Regions from separate parts of the Mus musculus genome. Here region 2 is linked to region 1. Evidence: chromatin loops called from intact Hi-C (ENCODE). Cell type or tissue: gastrocnemius. All regions are shown on one strand. Each heading gives the region's core, and the rest is flanking DNA. Links, peaks and the distances in the headings are about the cores only. Region 1 overlaps Slc16a10 (solute carrier family 16 (monocarboxylic acid transporters), member 10). Region 2 has its middle 28 kb from the start of Gm31992.

Evidence for each region. Hi-C counts contacts between places; a loop is a spot of excess contacts. Peaks named below come from ENCODE experiments on the same cell type or tissue, not always from the same donor. Only the 100,000 strongest peaks of a DNase experiment are listed, where the experiment ranks them.
Region 2: it touches region 1 in a loop (2.5-fold over the local background); 6 of 42 quality-filtered maps call a loop at or near these places.

What each region holds. Positions count from the first base shown.
Region 1 is chr10:40,049,947-40,059,962 of GRCm38, forward strand. It overlaps Slc16a10 (solute carrier family 16 (monocarboxylic acid transporters), member 10), which reads right to left. Exons shown (of 6, transcript NM_001114332.1): 4 at 6,541-6,684. Among named protein-coding and RNA genes, the nearest start is that of Mfsd4b1, 30 kb to the left of the region's middle. In gastrocnemius, for the core only: a CTCF peak has its summit at 3,524 (motif pointing right); DNase peaks (open chromatin) are centred at 3,704 and 4,065; H3K27ac peaks cover 4,860 bases.
Region 2 is chr10:40,186,799-40,196,814 of GRCm38, forward strand. No RefSeq gene overlaps it. Among named protein-coding and RNA genes, the nearest start is that of Gm31992, 28 kb to the left of the region's middle. In gastrocnemius, for the core only: a CTCF peak has its summit at 4,273 (motif pointing left); no DNase peak of the experiment used is centred there; H3K4me3 peaks cover 850 bases; H3K27ac peaks cover 3,302 bases.

The DNA of each region.
Region 1 (10,016 bases), core at 931-8,930:
GTTTTCTTTATTGTGTCTACTTCCCTTTTTAGATCTAGTATGGTTTTGTTCATTTCCATCACCTGTTTGGATGTGTTTTCTTGTTTTTCTTTAAGGACTTCTACCTGTTTGGTTGTGTTTTCCTGTTTTTCTTTAAGGACTTGTAACTCTTTAGCAGTGTTCTCTTGTATTTCTTTAAGTGAGTTATTAAAGTCCTTCTTGATGTCCTCTACCATCATCATGAGATATGCTTTTAAATCCAGGTCTACCTTTTCGGTTGTGTTGGGGTGCCCAGGACTAGGTGGGGTGGGAGTGCTGCGTTCTGATGATGGTGAGTGGTCTTGATTTCTGTTAGTAGGATTCTTACGTTTGCCTTTCGCCATCAGGTATTCTCTGGAGCTAGTTTTTATAGTTGTCTCTGGTTAGAGCTTGTTCCTCAGGTGATTATGTTAGCCTCTATCAGCAGACCTGGGAGAGTAGCTCTATCCTTAGTTTCAGTGGTCAGAGTACTCTCTGCAGGCAAGCTCTCCTCTTGCAGGGAAGGTGCCCAGATATCTGGTGTTCGAACCTGCCTCCTGGCAGAAGTTGTGTTCCGCTCACCAGAGGTCTTAAGATCCTGTGGAGGGTCCTGTGAGGACCTTGGGGGTGTCCAGAAACTCCGCGCACAAGGAATCCGCTGCTGGAGTGAACTGGAAGGGACTTGTGCCCCTGCTCAGGCCGGGTTATCTGCTTCCTTAATTAATGCAGTCTCAGGTCCCGAGCGCTTGGATTGGAGCAGACGCTGTGTTCCACTCACCAGAGGTCTTAGGATCCCGTGGGGAATCCTGTGTGGTTCCTTGTGGGTGTCCAGAGACTCCGTATCTGGGGCATTTCTTAATCTTTACCTAAGTGCAAGACCTTTTTTCTCGTTAACCTATATTAACTTATGTTCTTTCTTTCTCAGCTATTTGACCAAGATTTATTACTATTGCTGCTCCTGTGAGATATGGTGTAGCAATAAATCCCAGGCTGTCCCTTTGCCCCAGTATTTTGAGTACAGTAATACAGATGTACTATCATGCCTACTGTAAGACTTATTAACTTGGAACTGAGAGATGGCTCAGTGGTTAAGAGCACTAGCTGCACTTCCAGAAGACCTGGGTTCTATTCCTGGGGCCCACATGGAAGTTCACAAACATCTGTAACTCCAGTTTCAGGGAATCTGATGCTCTCTCTGGCCTCTGCAGGCACCAGGCATGTTTGTGCTGCACAGGTATACATGCAGAGAAAATATACATACAGAATGAAAAAGGATAAGATTAATTTAATAAAATAAATTTGTATTCCTTTGAGGATTGAACTCCAAGGTTCTTCACACAGACAGCACTTCCTTGAGCACTTCAGAGCAATGCCTAGTTCCTTTTACCTTGTTTGTGTGTTTTTAAGTCTTTTGTTTTTAAGATTTATTTATTTATGTATATGAGTACACTGTCCACGTTGCTGTCTTCAGACACACCAGAAGAGTGCATCAGACCTCATCACAGATGGTTGTGAGACACCACATGGTTGCTGGGAGCTGAACTCAGGACCTCTGGAAGAGTAGTCAGTACTTTTAACCTCTAAGCCATCTCTCCATCCCCCTTTTACCTTATTTGTATTGAAGGAAAGTTCTCAGGAAGAAGTTGACTCCCCATCACCCCCCACCAGAAATGCCCAAGGCCAACTAACTTATTAGGACTTCAACAATGTTGGAGTTAGAATGTTACAAGTCCAGAGCCACTGTTAGCTCTTTTGTAGACATTTCCTGCCCTCCTCTATGTGTGAGCTAATATCTTTGTGACTGTCTTCAGTGTACCAATGCCACCGACCAAGTGGCTGTGAATGCCCTGAGATAGGGCGTGAGGCCTGGAGCTTCCATTTCCTCCCTTGGCTTTAATCTACCTGCCTGATGTTTCTAACACGTCTGAAAAGTGGCATGCTTTAAGAATGCTCCGCTGCGGTAAACACCTCACCAAACATCCCCACTTAGAAGCATGGAATTTGGACTAACCTAGTCTATGTTCTGGAACCACGGTCACTCATGTTTAGCTCCAGAATACATTACTCTTTTTGAGTTGAGAGCCGTGTTTTGCCTCGGCAGTAACTAAGGAGATAAGGGAGGAAAATGCTAGTTCCCTGTAGAGTTTATGTCCAAGCTGGTCAGAATGTAACTGCTGTGAGGAATAAATATTTGTCCTTTTTGTGCAGAGATTCCTGGTCACAGGAAGCACATGTCAAGGTTTGATAAATGGTCCACACAGGAGGATCAGTACTTCCTTATCATTTGCAAATAAATATCAAATATGCAGAACAAATATTGATCTGTCAATACCGGAACCTGGTTTGGAAGACAAATGAGTTTTTCATTACACAAGCTTTTTTTTTCTTCTCCTAAGCACAGCATTGTGGAGAGACAACACTGACCTATTCTCCTCAGACCCTGGGCTCCATGGGAAGCTAAGCTCCACCTGAGCGAGCATAAGCATCCTTCCAGGCAGATCCATCACTGATCTGACCAAGTCAGATTCAGTTGCTGCCCTTAACACCCTTACTTAACACAATGTTTCCAGACAGTCACAGCCTCTGGCCAGGAGGCTGCAAACCAAACCAGGCTGTGGCCACGGGAGAGGCGGCGAGGGCTGTTCATCCGGCACTGACTGACTGATGCTCCTGACGCTGAGGGCCGGCAGTGCTGTGGAGGTGCTTCCTATACAGGAGGAGAGTGAGGGAACATGGCTGACTTTCTGCACAGAACAGGCCACACAAAGCAGTGCCAGCCGAAATGAGACTGCAGGGCCTCTGATTCAGTCTGGGCAGAGTTAAGTACTTGGATTCTATCTAAACATTTGGTAAACTCCATACCCTCATGTAAAATGTTGGTGATAAGTAAATGAAAAACAGCTTAAGCAACACTGTCATTTTCAAAGGAAGAGAGAGTTTACACACGAAGCCGGACATGAACATGAGCCCTCCTACCCTCAGCCCATTCTGTACCCCACGCAGGATGAGCACAAGAGTCCAGGGCACTTGAGTCCACACATATGGACATGTTGTCCATATGAGGACTAGGAGTTTGACAAACACCTCAGTAGGCAGGAGAGGGACCATATGTAGGTAATAAAGGTGGCAAATTTCCAAGATGGCTGGCTTCTTCCTCACCTTCCAGACCGCAAGACAAGTTCAAGGCAGACCAGGACATGTTTGTGTGACAGTTGTGGGCCAATTAGCTACCAACCCTAAATTACTGAAAACTATACCAACATTCTCCAGTAAGGTAAAATCTCCAATCTTGGTTCTGAAGACATGGATAACTGCCCTTTCCCATCTTCCCACCTTCCTCCATTCCAGTCTCCTTTGCTAGGTCTAAAACCACCTAACTTTTCCCAGCTATGAGCTGTGCTAAGAACCCAGGGACCCTGTCTGTCCTGTTTGTGCCACTCTACCTGGGCTAATGTCTAAGAGCATAGGAAGTATTCAGAATTATTTTTACAAAATGAAAGCTGAAAGTCTTCAGTGCAACAGATGTCCAGAAGAGGGCATCTCGACATTAGAAAACAAACCTAACTGATCAGCAAAATGCTAGTTAAGTCTATCTACAATGAAGTATTATAAAGAGTGGAAAGACTGTCGTAAAATAAAGACTTCCATACTATTTGAGACAGAGTCTCAATCTGAAGGCCAGGCTGGCCTGGCATGGCTGGCAACCCTGCCCCATGAGTACTGGATCCAGGTGTGAGCTGCCTTGCCCAGGGTGTGTAGGGTTGGGGGTAGTATGTGCCACAGAGCACATGTGGAGACCAGGGACAACTTAGTCGAGTACTGCTCTTCCTTCTTCCTTTCCCTAAATTCTGGGCATCAGTCTCAGGCCATCAGGTTTGAGGCCCATAGCTGTACTCATGGAGCTGTTTCAAAACCCCTCCCTTTTGAGACAGGGTCTCTCTACATAGCCCTGGTTGTCCTAGAATTTACTACATAGACCAAGCCAGCCCTGAACTTGGAGATCTGCCTGCATCTGCCTCCCGAGTGCTGGAATTTGAGGCCTGCTTCACTGTGCCCAACTTGGCTCTACATTTAATAAGAGTACATAAATATGAACGAGGCCTGGATCTCACTCCCAGTACTGGTGGGAGGAGGCAGATGGCAGCCGCTGTCTCCACCTCCTTCTAGCTGTGTAACAGATGCTGGCCCATGACTGTCTGCTTGGACCCACAGCAAGGCAGACCCTGTTCCCAAGTGTTCATATCTGTAAGTGGAAGCAAAGAACTATGCCTTCCTTGAAGGGCCAGGCAAGGACTGGAGATGGTGCATGTGGAACACTCCGTTCATCATCTAGGTCATCACAGTGTTGCTAATGTAACTACTTAAACGTGTACAAGGCATTACTATAGCTGACTAAGGGAAGGTACTTTATCTGTAATGCACACCCGTGCCACGTATTTTCCTGCTCCCAGACTTCACCTTTTATGAGACTGCTCACACAACTTGTCATGATCAATCCTCCACTCCCTTTCTGGCTCTCCTTTTCCGTCCTTTGGATGTGGTTCCCTATATTCCCATTTACTCATCTGTGTGGCCACCGATGGCCTCTTACTCAGTCACTCCACTAGTTCCTGATATCCCTAGGAGCACTCTATTCCCAGATGTTTCTTACCAACCTGGTCCCTTCCTCGCAGTTCCCTGGCAGCCTGAATGCTCAAGTCCCACAGTGCTTCTACCCACCCACGAGCTCCAAGCTCAACTTGGCTGTTTTACAGGTACCATACACAAATGTGGCAAAGACAAACAGTCTGTCTTCCTTGGATTTACTGAGTTTCTAATTTCACAGGATGATGAAACCACCATTAGCCAAGCGACAGATCTCGGGTGTGGCCAGCGTAAGTGGCTCCATCGGGCACCTGCTCTCTGTACCTTTGATTTACTGCTTGATCCCAATGGCTTTCCCTTGTTTTTTTCCTATCTAGACCCCATCAGCAACTTCCAATTTACATCTGTGCAACATGTCACTGCCTCTAAATGCTGCTATAAACCCCACCCAGCTTATGTGTATTATTAGACCAACATTCGTATCTTAGTTTAGACCATTTTCACCACCCCTGAAAGAAACTATCAACTCCCCCAACCACCACCTATTTACCTTCTTAGTGATCTGCCTATTCTAGACATTTTAGATCAATGGAACCATTCAACATGTGGCCTTTTGTAACTGTCAACTCCTGCTGCTCCATTCTCCACTGCATTCTTTCCTTCCCAATTTCCATATTGATCTTCATAAAACACTGCTCATGTCAGTACCTGCCTTAAAACTCTACAGTGACTTGAGGTAGACTGACGAATAACATTCATCCCCTTTCATTTTTGTTTGTTTGGCTGTGTTTTTTGAAGTGGGGTCTTGCTGTGTAACCCCAGCTGGCTTGGAACTTGCTATGTAGAGCAGTCTGGCCTTGAACTTGTGTTGATCTTCTTGCCTATGCCCCACCCCCCACCCCCCACCCCACCCCCGCCCTGTCCCCGATGCTAGGGTTCTATGCAGCATTATGTGTGGAAGGTCATCAAGTTTCATGCCCATAAATGTCTTCTTAACCCGGCTTTACTCCAGCTATACCCTCTACTATTCTTCCTTTATGCCTTTCAAGCGCCCAGCTTCCCAGGCACACACATATACACATCTATGGACCCTGTGGTTTCCCTCCTTAGGACATTCTTTTCTTCTCTTCCTTATCTCCGTCTGTCTCCATCTAGTTACCTACTCACTTATAGAAAACCACTTTTCTGTGATGCTAGGGAACAAAGCAGGGCTGTGTGCGTGTAAGGTAAGCGCTATTACTAAGTTACATCCCAGCTCTTTAAGTAGCTCTCATGTCTTTATACTCTTTAGACCCTCACTAGTGATTCAGCTTTTTCCCAGGGAGTTGTTATCGCACTGAGCTGTAATACTGTACTATCATGTCCCCTAAGACCTTTGACTACTAACCAGGGATCACAGAATGTGCTGAGCTCTGCAACATCTAGCAAGCTGCAGAGTTCTGGTAAGAAAGACTCAAGTCAACTACAAGCTGACCGTCAATAATAATCTTGGAATCAAAATCTGTTTAAGCACACTCCATATCACCTAGCAGGCAATCTGATTACTTTGTCCTTGAAAATCTATATGCAAGCTGGTAACAGTAGCAAGCTCATAAATGCAGCACTTAGAAGGAAGAGCAAGCAGATCTCTGAGTTCAAGGCCAGCCTGGTCTACCAAGTGAGTTCAAGGAAAACCAGGGCTACACAGAGAAATCCTGTCTCAACAAACAAAAAAAGAAAAGAAGAAAAGAATACCTGTCTACAGAAGTTCTATTCTATAATGCATTTAACATCTTTACAGCATATATGCATATAGGTACATTTAGTGCAAGTGCACCACTAGGTGCAAGGAACGAAGTCTGCTACAGAAGGAGCACCCAGAGAGGACCTTCAGGCAAGCCTGCATCTACAGGGGAAGGAGTGCCCAGAGAGGACCTGTAGGCAAACCTGCATCTACAGGGGAAGGAGAGCCCAGAGTACCTGGAGGTAGACCTTCTTCACACCGGGCAAATAGTCAGCAATGCGGCCAAAGAGAAGCCGTCCAACTCCTGAAGTGATGCCAATGCACATGAAGAGCACCTCTTTGTTGTTTACATCTTGAAACCTTTCCTTTACATGGTTCATCTGTAGGTCAAGAAAAAGGAAACTGCACTGAGTACAGGAGGCAACCTCACAAGACTGGAGGCCTGCATCATTAAACATCAAATGTGCTCTGTCTCCCTCCACAATGTTACTCCAACCCCCCTTCAAAATCAAAACATTTAAAAGCAGCTCCTGTGATAAGTCCGTGATCTAGAAAAACATATCAAGAAAATCTATCGTGATTTAGCTTGCACAAGCGGAATGAGTTTCCTGAGGGTGGTGGCACACGCTGGAATCCCAGCCCTTGGCAGACTAGGGAATGTTTAAGAATGCAAGGCTGCATAGTACAATCCAGAGCAGCCTGGCTTGTACAGCAAGACCTTGACTCAGAAGACCAAAACTTCAAAAGATGAGTTATTACCATAATTATTATTTTTAGTAAACAGATCGGTCAGCACACACTATTTGTTTAAAGGAGCCTGGAGACCTGGAAGATTACCTGCCCCCTGGAAGATGGCTGAAGGTCATCTTTGGAGTTTTATTTCTTCTGGGAACCAGAACAAAACTGATGCCCTTGCAATATGTCCTACCAGAGCTTCCTACATGGAAGTGTAAGTTCCGTGTGCCATGCCAGTAAATACAGACACAAAACAATCTGTAGTGGTCAGATCTCTCAGACTGCCAAACCTAAGCCCCATGGCTGAGCTATGATTTAGGATCTCGGTTTGTCTACAATATGGAGAGAGCAACAGTAGCTATTTCAAGGGTGATTATAAGAATCAAGTAAAACATATGCATAGAGAAGTTAAAAATTAGGACAGTCTGACACACCTGCAAAGCACATGCAAAACCCTAGCCTTAGCCAACACTAACACCACCTTGGAGGAGTGGCTAGCATACAGTTAATGAACAGATATTTATTTTGACCATCCTTTTACACGGGATCTTTTGGATACTGGCTGTGCAGTAGAAGATGGGGGAGGGAAATAAAGAGTCTTTCTCTTCTCCTAAAGGTTAGTAAAATGGTGTCTATGGTGACCTCTGAGCCACAGATAGCCAGGAAGCATATTTTGTTTGACTTTTCCATATTGACCCTAGCATTCATTGTCCCTTATAAGCTAAGCATCCACTGGAGTTCTAGGAGACTGCAAGCAAATTTCCCACCAAGCTCAACAGCCCAAGTAACAATGTGGCAATGGGGAAGTGGTATATCTCATTTCTCTTCATTAAAAAACGGTCACTGGGGCTGGAGAGACGGCTCAGCAGTTAATAGCACTGACTGCTCTTTCAGAGGACCTGGGTTACAAGGCAGCTCACAGCTGTGCCTAACTCTGGTTCCAGGGGATTGATACCCCTTCTGACCCCTGTAGGCATGCACACAGCACATGGAGATACATGCAGGCAAAACACACACACACACACACACACACACACACACACACACGTAGCAATAAATAATTAAAAATTTTAATTAAAAATAAAAAATGGTAATTTTTAAACGTCTCTGTTTTCACACTGCTTCAGAATAATCTTCCTATATAGGGCGTTAATCTCACTAATTCTGTCTTCAAAAGTTGCTTGTTACAGCCTACATCCTATATTCCAACTGCTGGTCAAAGCTCTCCATAATCTGTCACTGATTTACCTTTGCATGTTCATTAACTCCTGATCCTTGGCTCAAATGTCTACTGAGCCTGTGACAAATGAAGCAGACATATGTAGAGAAAGGCACACTTCCAGGGACCGTTACTACCCACACTGTTGATTCTTCCTCCCAGACTTCTTTTATTAAAACAAATAAACAAACAAACAAAAAAAAAACCCTTAAAATTTAGAAGAAATATAAAGTGTGGGTCATGTATAGAAATGTTAGCACCTAACTTTAATTTAGGACGTTTTGAGACCCAGTGCTACATAAACAGAACAGTGCTTGGCTGAAATCTGCATTGGGGCAGCTCTGATCTCAGCCTCAACCCCAGCCACCTCCAGAGGGAGGGGCTGTCAGGTCTCTCCCTCCACCGTGCCCTCAGGCTTCGTAGCTCCTCCAGTTTCCAAAGTGTTTCTACACAGTCTTGCTAAAGTCTCTGGGCACTCTTCCATGTTAGACTAGGATTACCTATGGCCTCTTTCAGAGACACCTCAAGGTCAGCACAGCTCATACTGAGTTCACCCAGCCCTTATAAGTTGCTCTCTTGCATTTTGGTTAACAGTATTATCATCTCACGGACAGCAGTAAAAACCCAATAAAAAAGAAATCTTAGGTTACTCCACTCTCTCTTGAGATCAGAGTGCCGCCAAATGGTAATGGTCTCCTGGCTGAGTGACTCACACACACACACTTCCTTTGGTCTGTTCCCTGTGTTCAGGTTCTTGTCCCTCCCTCCCTGCACACTCTAGCAACCTTCTAACATGCTTCTTGCTTGAGCCCCATTCCTTGATCTCCAAACACACCATTGAAAGCCTGTAGGCTTACTCCCCCCTTGGGTTTACAGCCTGTAGACTATAGTGCAGACTCCTCATTTGACGATGACCCCTACTTTGCTACTGTAGCCTTGCCTCCCACTGCCCCTTTAGATAGACCGCCCTTTCACGGTGAGGAGCACTAAAATCGGGCAAGCCTAAGCTGAGATATGCTGAATACATGCATGCCCAGAACCACAAGTCACCGGCGAGGGGGACACATACAAAATTGCCTAATATTGAGTGCCTGTTCAGACAACATTTCAGTTAAGTAAAATATTAAAAACATCTCATTTTACTACCTTTTTACTTTTTCTTTACTGTAGCTAACTTAAAACCTTTTCTAATTTAAATTACACAGTGCCTTGAATTGCATGATTGAAGAATTCCCTTGTCGTTGCAAGCACGTGACAAGCACTGCTGAAGGGACCAGGAACTCGCAGAGCTAAACAAGGGTCCCGTTCTGGAGGAAAACAGCCCAGTGCAGACAGATGGCTACAACGGCTGCATGTTCCCGAGGTTTCGGAAGGAAAAATTACAAAGCAGCCAGCGGATCTCCACCTTCCCCACCCCACGCTGAGGAGAGGAGCGAAGCTAGAGCCTCAGGATGCTAAGCGGGTGTTTACCTGGCTACACGGCCAGCCTGCCCTTATTACAGCTTTCATAGATGCTGGTTTATACTCAGAGATGAGGAATAGGAACCTAATACATTTCTATTACTCTTTGAGGTTTTTACCTTTCCCCCCAATCTATTTATAAGAAATAAGGTAAGATATTTAAGATTTGAAAGAGGCTAGGTAATGTGAGTGTGAATATTAGGAGTATACAAAATACACCAATGATCACTCACATGATCAGTTATGAAACCCACTATTTTGTACAATGAATATACACTAATAATTTTTAATATTTTT
Region 2 (10,016 bases), core at 873-8,872, 140 kb after region 1:
TTAAAAGAAATTGGATATTTTAAAGGGATTGAAATTTTAAGAATTTGCAAAGACTTGGAACTTTTAAAGTTATTTAGGTCTTGAGGATGAATAAGAAAGTAAAAGTTGAGGCTTAATAGTGATGTGTTTGTGTGTCCAAGTTGACAAGGAATCAATTGTACTGGCTGGTTTTGTGTCAACTTGACACAGGCTGGAGTTATCACAGAGAAAGGAGCTCCAGTTGGGGAAATGCCTCCATGAGATCCAGCTGTAAGACTTTTTCTCAATTAGTGATCAAGTGGGGAGGTCCCATTGTGTGCGGTGTCATGCCTGGGCTGGTAGTCTTGGGTTCTATAAGAGAGCAGGCTGAGCAAGCCAGGGGAAGCAAGCCAGTAAGTAACATCCCTCCATGGCCTCTGCATCAGCTCCTGCTTCCTGACCTGCTTGAGTTCCAGTCCTGACTTCCTTTGGTGATGAACAGCAATGTGGAAGTGTAAGCTGAATAAACTCTTTCCTCCCCAACTTGCTTCTTGGTCATGATGTTTGTGCAGGAATAGAAACCCTGACTAAGACAACCGGCTATCTGTAAAGATGTTGACGGCTAGCCCTTTTCCCATGATAAGGGCCTGGGATAGCGCTATCAGTTCAGCCCTTTGAGTTGAGGGACCTGGGTAAAGAGACTAGATCCAAATTGCCTCCGTTTCTGTGGTCACTGCTGATCCTGCTTTTCTGCAACCCTCTCAAATGAAACTGCTTCATCTGTGAACCAAGTCCACTCTGCTCCTGGGAGAGGTGAGTCCTTTAGGTCAGGTCAAGTACTGTGTACTTGTGCTAGGATTTCACTGCACTGGTGGAGCAGGTGGTTCAGGTCAGGGTCAGGGTCAGGGAGAAGGGTCACAGGATTTAAGGAAGCAGGCAGCTGGAAAGTAACTCAGCCAGGATTGATTAGTAAGGTCTGATAATGAGTCATGCGGGCATTACTGAGCAATCTGTCAGGTAGCTGTTTGAGTACCCCTTCTATTGCTTGGGGGGTAGTCATGGCTAAATTTTGTCCCAAAGTCAATTTATCTGCATCTTTAACCAGTAATGCCATAACCATAATGATATGCAGGCAAGGTGGCCATCCTGCTGCCACTGGTTCTAATTTTTTTTGACAAATAAGCCACAGGCCATTTCAATGGTCCAAAAGTTTGAGTCAGGACCCCTTTAGCTATTCCTTTCTGTTCATCAACATATAAGTGAAATGGTTTAGTGATGTCTGGTAGCCCCAAAGCAGGAGCGACAGCAGGGCCTACTTTATTCTCTCAAAAGTCCTTTGATGATCTTGAGTCCAAACAAAGTCTTTGACTTCTCTGGTGGCTATTTCTGCGAAACCTGGAATCCATAGTCTGCAAAAGCCTGTGAACCCCAAGAACTCTCTTCTCTGTCTTGGGCTCTAGGGGTTGGGTATGCTGAGAATGGTCTCTTTTCTTGCTGTAGAAAGCCACCGCTGGCCCTCCTTTAGAATATAGCCAAGAGAGGTGACCTCAGTCTTACAGAGCTGTGCCTTCTTGGCAGACGCCCGATATCCCATGTTCCCCAGAGCCTGTAGAAGATTCTGGGTCCCTTCCTTGCATCCCTCTTCGGTTTCTGCTAAAATTAAAAGGTCATCTACATACTGCACAAGGGTTATATCTGCTCTATTGACTCTGTAATCACCCAGGTCCTCATGCAGAGCTTCATCAAAAATAGTGGGTAAATTCTTGTAGCCTTAAGGCAGGCGAGTCCAGGTGAGTTGTCCATTGATGTCTTTTTCAGGATCGTACCACTCAAAGGCAAAGTATTTCTGGCTCTTGGGAGCCAAAGGTAAGCTGAAGAAAGCATCCTTTAGGTCCAGAACAGAATACCATTTCCTATCTGGAGGTAGAGAGCTCAACAGAGTATAAGGGTTAGAATGTGTGTCCATCACCCTGAAGATAACTTACCATAGATCTTGGACATGGCGGTAGTCATTGGACTTTGGCTTCTTCACAGGCAATAATGGGGTGTTCCTGGCTGAATGGCATGGCCTAAGGACTCCCAAGGCCAACAGTTTCCGGATGGGGAGTGATCCCCTTTCATGCCTCTTGGGACATAGGATATTGTTGGACCCATGCTGGGTCTGCTCCCAGCTTGAGCTCCACAAATACAGGGGGTCAGTGTTTTGCCAACCCCATGTCTCCAGTTTCTGTCCACGCCTGGGGAAACTCTGCCAGCCAGGCCTCCAGGACTTTTTCCGCTGGCAGCTGGTGACTCATTTAGTCTATACTCAGCCTCAGAGGTCAGGTCAAGTGTCAGCACCTGGATTGGATTTCTGTTGCAGTTTGCTAGCTGAATTTCCCCAGGGTCAAAATGAATCTGGGCTCTCATTTTGGCTAGTAGATCTCTCCCCAGTAAAGGGTGTGGGCACTCAGGAATAACTGTGAAGGAATGAGACACTTAACCCATCCCCAAGTCCACTGTTCTTTGGATAGCCCATGAATATTGTTTGATGCCTGTGGCTCCTGAGACACAGGATTTCTTATTAGACAATGGCCCTTAAGCCTTCGTGAGCACCTTAAGCCTTAAGTGTTGGGCTCCAGAATCCACTAGGAAATCTAAAGGCTTCACACACACACACACACACACACACACACACACACACACACACACTCTCTCTCTCTCTCTCTCTCTCTAAGGGTTAGCCTGGGCTCAGGAGGTGCCTGTAGTCTTGTTTGGGGGCTTTTTCTTTGGGCATTCTCAAGCCCAGTGTCCTTGCTCCCAACAATAAGCGCATTGGTTCTTACCTAAGGCTGATTGGCAGCCTTCTCCAGGCTCTGGCCAGTGGCCTCCTCCAGGTTCTCTCCCCTCTGCAATGTTCTGGAGCTGGCGCCTCCTCTCTCTCTCTCTCTGGTCCAGGTTACCATTGGCTAGCAGGACTTTGGCTAGATCTCTGTTTACTATCTTCCCTGCCTGGATCTTCTTTTTCTCTTTCGTTTCCCTGTTATGGCACACTTTCTCCACATCCTCCACCAAACCTCTCAATGACTTCTCCCCTGGTCTTTCTAAGTTCTGTAACTTCCTTCTAATGTCAGGTGCTGACTGATTTATCAACACCAGCAACACTGTGTTAGACTTCTCCATTTCCTCAGGGTCTAAGAGTGTATAATGGCAGAAAGTGTCCATAGTCCGCTCAAGGAACTCTGCAGGGCTTTCATTATCTTTCTGCCTGACATCATAAACCTTAGCCAAATTAGTGGACCACTTGGCAGCTGCCCTGAGACCTGCTGTTAGAGACTGGTGATAAACATGGAGACGTTCCTTACCTGTCCCCATATTGTAATCCCAGGCTGGTCTCCTGAGAGGAAACCCCTCATCAATATTGGCTTGGTTCTGAGTTGGAGTGCCATTGGCGCCTGGAATGTTCTTCCAAGCCTCCAGAACGATTTCGTTCCTTTTCCTCTGTTCTGAAGAGAATCTGCAACAATTGTTGGCAATCATCCCAGGTGGGCTGAGGTGTCTAAGAGACCAATGAGCTCTTTAGGGTTGTCAGAGAACCTAGAATGCTCTATTCTCCAATTGTAAAGACCAGCAGTAGCAAAAGGCCAATACCAATGGGGCTCATTTCCCTGTTCATCAACTGGCCCTGCTCTGGGGGGGGGGGGGGGGGAGTAAGAGTGGATTCTGCCTCTGGTTCTACAGCCTTGGCCAGTGCCATGACAAGCCTGCTCCCTTGAGCTGGACCTCCCTCCATCCCGAGGTGGATACTATTGAAACCTGGGGCACTCCCTCTGAGGGATACATGGGCGGGAATAGAGTCAGTTCAGAAACCACTGGCTCTGCTGGGAGAATCCCCTAGGGTGGAAATGCATGTGCAGGTCCTGCAAGCAAAGGCAGCATGGGAACACATGTGCAGGTCCCCTGGGCAAGGTCACAGGCACAGGTGGAGTCCCAGCTGAGGCAGGGGCTGCTGCCTTGGCCAGAGCTGGTGTCTGAGTGTAAGGTAGTGGGAAAATGACTTCTTTTGGTGTACCGTCCTGTAAAATGGGATAGAGGAGTTTTGAAGACTTAGAGACTTCCTGCTTTTGTTCATTTGTCATCAAGGCGGGCATGGTTCCTGGAAGCAAAAAAGCGTTAGTTGGGAGCAATAGGAAAGATTTCACCCAAAGTGGTGGTTTGGCAACCAAATCTTTCCAGACTGTAATGTAGGGGACTTGTTCTGGATGCCCCTGTGCCTTCTGAAACACTTTGTCTTCCACCGCTAGCACCGTGGGGAGATGGATGGTCCCCTCTGGTGGCCAAAGGTAGGACTCTGAGCTGCAATACCTGTGCATTTTCTTCTTATTCACGTTCACCGAGAGATTGTGAGCTCTGGTTTTCACGTCCTTAAAGTGAGCTAAAACAGTGTTAAGAGGATAGGAGGGAAGAGAGTGAGAGTTAACCTGTCCCATTGCATCCATCACCGTTCAGTATAACAAGAGACTAAACACTACCAGAAACACCACTGACAAAACCACACGAACAAAATAGCCATGTCGCAACTGGAAACAAAAGTAAACTCAAGCACTAGGACTCACAGACTCTCACCTCAGAAAGTGGAAATGAGGTGGATATGGTCTCTCCTTGAACACTTCCAGCCGATGGGCAGGTACCTCATCCACCCTGTACCTGGGGTCAGGAACGACTTCCTGTTCCCTGCAGCCATGACTCTCCAGTGTATCCGCTTTAGCCAGTTCTTGTGGTTTAGTTTACACCATTATCTCGAGGCTTCCCCCGCCCCCTATGCCAAAATACGACCAGAAAGAACAGACGGGAACAATACAGAAACACTGACACTCACCATACTCGCTTGCCAGCCTTGGACTCTCCGGATTGCAGACTCCAAAGATCCACTGGGGAATCCTGGTCGAACGAGCTCCCAAAATGTTGTGTCCAGGTCACAGCGGAATCCCAAGGGGAACTCTTAAGAATCGCTGACCAGATGTAGTGAAACAAGAGAGTCTTTTATTAATTTGAGTCAGACTCAGATCGTAAACCTTCCCACTGCGCAGGACAGGAATTCGACCCCGAGCCTAGAGGTTTGGCATTTTTATACGAGCATAATCAGGGATTCTCTGGGTTTTAGGGTGACGGGGGAGGTAATAAGGGAAGTCATCTTTCAAACACGATAACGTTTGTTCAGGCAGTGGGGCACTGCGGGGCCATGGGTGTGGGGAAAAGAGGGAAAGGGGGAAAACCTGCATCCTGCCAGAGTTCTGGTGCTCTGGGCAAGTGGACGCGAAAGACTGCCACACACTTTCCATGCAGCCCAGGGTGGGTGTCTGGCTGTGTGAAGCCACTGACCCCAGCTCTGTGGGTGGTGGACAAGGGGCAGTCTTAGGCACCAGGTTCCCAGCTTCAGGCATCTCACACTAGATACTAGATACTGAGAAGGAGTTGAGAACAGAATGCCGCGGCCGCCCCCAACCCCCAACCCCACCCCCAACCCCATCCCCCGCCGCCCCGGGCGATGCAGTGGGCAAGGAGAGAGGGCAGCTCATTAGGAGAAGCCTAACCCATCGTTCAAGCATGGTAGGCAGGCCTGGGGAGGAGCATACCTGGCTATAGTCAGGTAACTGTGGGCGTGGGGTCTAGCCAGAATGATAGAAGCTTGGGACATTGTCTTAGTGATTGATAGTCACAGAATTATGGAATTGGAGGCTCTGTGGTTTCAGGGAACGTGGCTCGCTTTTCTGTCCCTTGTAGAGTTCTCTACTGGGTCACTGGAGCAAGCCCCACTCAACCAAAATAGGCTGCCTATCACGGCCCCCACAGGGCACCTGCAACTGGGAAGAGGAGCTCTTCTAACCTGGGAAGTAACTTTATGGTGCTATCAGGAACTAGTGTGCTTTCACAACTAACCACAGCTGTCTGTGGATGCTGGATTTCCTTCCTTAGCCATATATCAGTGAGAGTGCTGGCCTCGGTGCTCCGGGGTGAGAGAGACTGTCATTTGTCTATTTTCAAGCCCGCATCTGTTGTTCCGGTGTGTGTGTGTGGAGGGGGGGGGGGAGTGTCATTAGGGAGTGTCTCTATGAAAACAGTATAGCAATATTCTAGTGCCAGATCAGGTCCTCTCTGAAAGGCTAAGGAGGGGAGGGGAGCCCCATGTTATCTTCAGGAAAAAGCAGGGGTGAGGGGAAAGTTCTGTGAGCAGCAAGAAAGCACAGACGCAGGTTGCCCGTGTCTCTTCAGTTGTAGCAATAGAAACCCTGCCTAAGACAGAGTCCAACAATTAAAATTCACTATTTTGCTACACTGAAGAACTCCTTCAATCAGGATTCACCACATCATCCTAGCACAGCCCCCTTTATAGAACTCACCATGTTTGTATATCACATTAGACTCAAACTCTTAGAGAACTATCTGCCTCTACCTCTCAAGTGCTGGTATTAAAGTTGTGTGGCACCACACCTGGCTTACTTTTAAGTGAATTAGTAATCAGAGTTTATTTTATCAAGTAAAGGATGTTTGGCACATTTCCTCTGGGATCCTGCAAAGGCCGAAAGCAAGTGCACCTTGGAGAACATGGAGGGCAGCCTGAGCCAGGCAGCAAGCAGCAGTGGCCGTTTCTTTATAAGTAAAGCTGCAGGTAGTGACTCTCTCCAGGGAAGCTAGATCCTCGCGTGAACACAGTGATTGTAGGCAAGAAGCTTATCCACCAGAGCTGCATCAGAGGCAAGAGTGCAAAAGGTGAGAGTACCCTCTCACTGCAGGGCCGGGTAACCCACCTGCAAGGGCGAAAAGGGAAACAAGATTGCTTTCTGTCTTCTTTGTTTTCTGGTTCTGGGCAGGGAGCTTGATCCAGTAGGCCAATAAACACCTACCCACCTCACCCCTGCCCAGGCTTCCTGGCATGTCCTCATGTCCATTCCACGTCTCTCTGTCTGTCTGACCATGCTTACCCCACACCCCCATCAAGTATCTGTGGGCAGTTTGGAGTACATGGCCTAACAAGGTCAACTTGTCCGTATATTGAATACCCAGAAAGGCCCCATAAATTTCAGATTTGATATCATAGTAATTATATTTCAATGTTTTCCCCAGTACTAAACATTGAGCCTCGGGGCCTTGTTCTATCACTGGCAGATAATCATGTTCAGAGTCCTGGGAACTGAAGCAGTGACTCAGTGGATAAGTGCTCAGCCCTCCATCCACCCGTAAGTCCAACTCCAGGAAATCTGATCGATGCCTCTGGTCTCTGTGTGCAGCTGCACTTATGTGCACATGGCTACATACCTATGAACACAATTAAAAGTCAAATAAAATATCTTATAAGAATCTTGAAAAAAGTTATGAAGAGAAGTGTAAACAGCCTAGGACATCTGAAGCAAAATGACCCCATGCAGAGATAATGCAGGACTAAATACAGAGACGCTCCCGACCTTACAGGAAATAGAGGGTTTGCATAGTAGAGGGGCCAAAGAGCTACATTCTTTGGCTCTGGGAATTAAAAACTCTATAGGTCCTAGATACCAGGCACCATGCTAAGACCTATGAATATGATGATAAATGGGCCTGGAACTCATGGGCCAGATGGTGACACAATGAATGAAAAAGAAATATTCCAAACGTTATAGGAGCCTGTGAGATGGCTCAGCGGGTCTGACAACCTGAGCTACCCCCGGGGTGGAAAGAAGGGATTCCTACAAGGTGTCTTCTGAGTGTGCTATGGCACACGTGCCCTACTAATACCTACTTCCGTCCCCCAAAATATATCACTATCACTGGATAATGCAGCATGGGTGCTGTGGATTAGGGGTGTGGCTCAGTTGTAGGGCATTTGCCTGGCATGTGCAAAGTCCCAGCTTAAATCTCAAGCACAGAAAAAAAAAAAAAAAAAGGGCCAACAAAATGACACATAGTGTGGCTTTAAACTTTGGCCTCATGCTAGTGATGTGATTATGAGGATGAGGGCTTTCTTGACTTATATGAGGTTCTAGGTTTGATCCTCAGACTAAGAAGGAAAAACAGAGAAAACAAAACCTGTTGGGCACGGTGACATGCACCTATAGTCCCAGAACCAGGAGGATGGGGGAGGGGTGGCTCAAGGCCAGCTTGAGCTGTAAAACAAGACCTTAAAGAAATTAAGGGGTTAGGGGAGCTGTGGGTTTTGATCTATCAAGCCAATAATGCAAGCAACTCTAGTTCATTTTCCTTTTTGGTGTCTAGGCTCAAGTACTCCCACTCCCTCAGCCTCCCAACTTCTGGGGAACACAGGCATGTGCCACCATTCACAGTTTGAAACATCTTAATATATTGCACTTGTGGTAATATGTTGGTGGGTTAGTTAGTTTGTTGAGGCATGGAAGATAATACGCAGAGCCTCACGGATGCTCAGCAAGCTGTCTACTACTGTGCTGACGAGATGCCAAATCTGTTGAGTTCAGACTCCATTTTTAGAGAACCTGACCTAAGTTTGAACTCAGGTAAACTAACAGGCTGGCACCTAGCATTAGTTTCCATGTTACCCCCCAACAAAACCGGAGCCTAGCTCTGTTGTGTCCTGAGTTCACGGGAAACCCAGAGGAGCCCAAGAATTACAAAGTCGGCTGCAACTCATAAAAGAGTCTTTTCAAGTTTGAACTCGGTTCGCCCACCTAGCACTAACTGCATGAATGCTGACAAGCGACCCTGAGTCCAGAAAACATTGGGTTTATATACATTATAGGAATAGTGTGAATGAATATTTACAGAAAAGGGGAGTAGAGGGTGGGATAGTATTGAAGCGGGAGGGGATAATGAGTTCAAGGACTAATTTTATGGCCAGTTGTAATTGTCTGTGACCTGACCTCTGTTTACCGTTTTTTTTCCATGGTCTCCCTTGAGCTTGTTATTTCTCTAAGATCTCAAGGACAGGCACCTGGAGTTTTGCTGCTTATCCTCAGAAGTGTTGCATGCAATTCTAATGACAGGAGAGGGGGAGAGAGGATGGGAGTCTCTGGCGGGGAATGCAGAGGCAAACTGTCTGTACATCACTAAAGTCTAGTATCAGTAATTCAGGGGTTACAACAGCTCCAGTCCCTATGCTAATCCCCAACAAAACCAGTGCCTTCAAATTACTAAGACCAGCCTCTTCAGGTTATTATGCCAGCAAACCTGCACCCCCTGGCTACAAGCCCACCCCTTGCTTAACGACCACCAATGCAGAGGGGAACAGAAGTTAAGTTTATGATATGAGTCCCAGCACCAGCCAATTGTGTTAAAGGCCACAGTTAAAGGCCATAGCTTTAGATGCTTGCTCATGGACTCCCTGCTTGCTGCTTCCTATAAAGCCCTGACCCAGTAGACATTCGGGGCTCCCCCACCACCAAAACTGTCCTTCATGACAGTGGTGCGTTGGGGTGGGGGGTTGGGGGTACGGCGAGCTAGCTCAACTAGAATAAAGACCCTGATGTGAGTTGCATCAGATTGGCTCCTGTGTGTGTTTTGGCGGATCACTAACATTTCCCTGGAACAACATTATAACCCTCTCCTGAATCTCTTTTAATCTGGAGAACTATAGGGACTGGAGAGGTGACTCAGCAATTAAGAGCAGTAGCAGCTCTTGCAGAGGCCTTGGTTTCCTTAGCATTTATTTACTTGGTGGCTTATAGTCATCTGTAACTCCTATTCCGGGAATCTGATGCCCTCTTTTGGATGCCACAGGCACCCAGCATTCACGTAACACACAGACATATATGCGGCAAAGCATTCATACACATTAAAATAATAAAATAATAATTAAAAATTTTAAATTAAAGTTCTATAGGATGAAAAATTTTAAAGCATGCAGTACATTTTGAAAATATTTTAAAACCTTTTTCAGCTATATGTAATTCACATGTGTTCCAACCATGCTGTAGAACAGATTATATTACTGTGGATTCCAGATACAACAACATAGAAAAGAGCTTGTATCACAAGGATAACTGGCCAGTATAAATTTTAACAACAAGGAGAAGTCCCTCACAAGTACAGACCTAGCACAGAGCTTTTAAAAACTGCTGACAGGGGTTGTG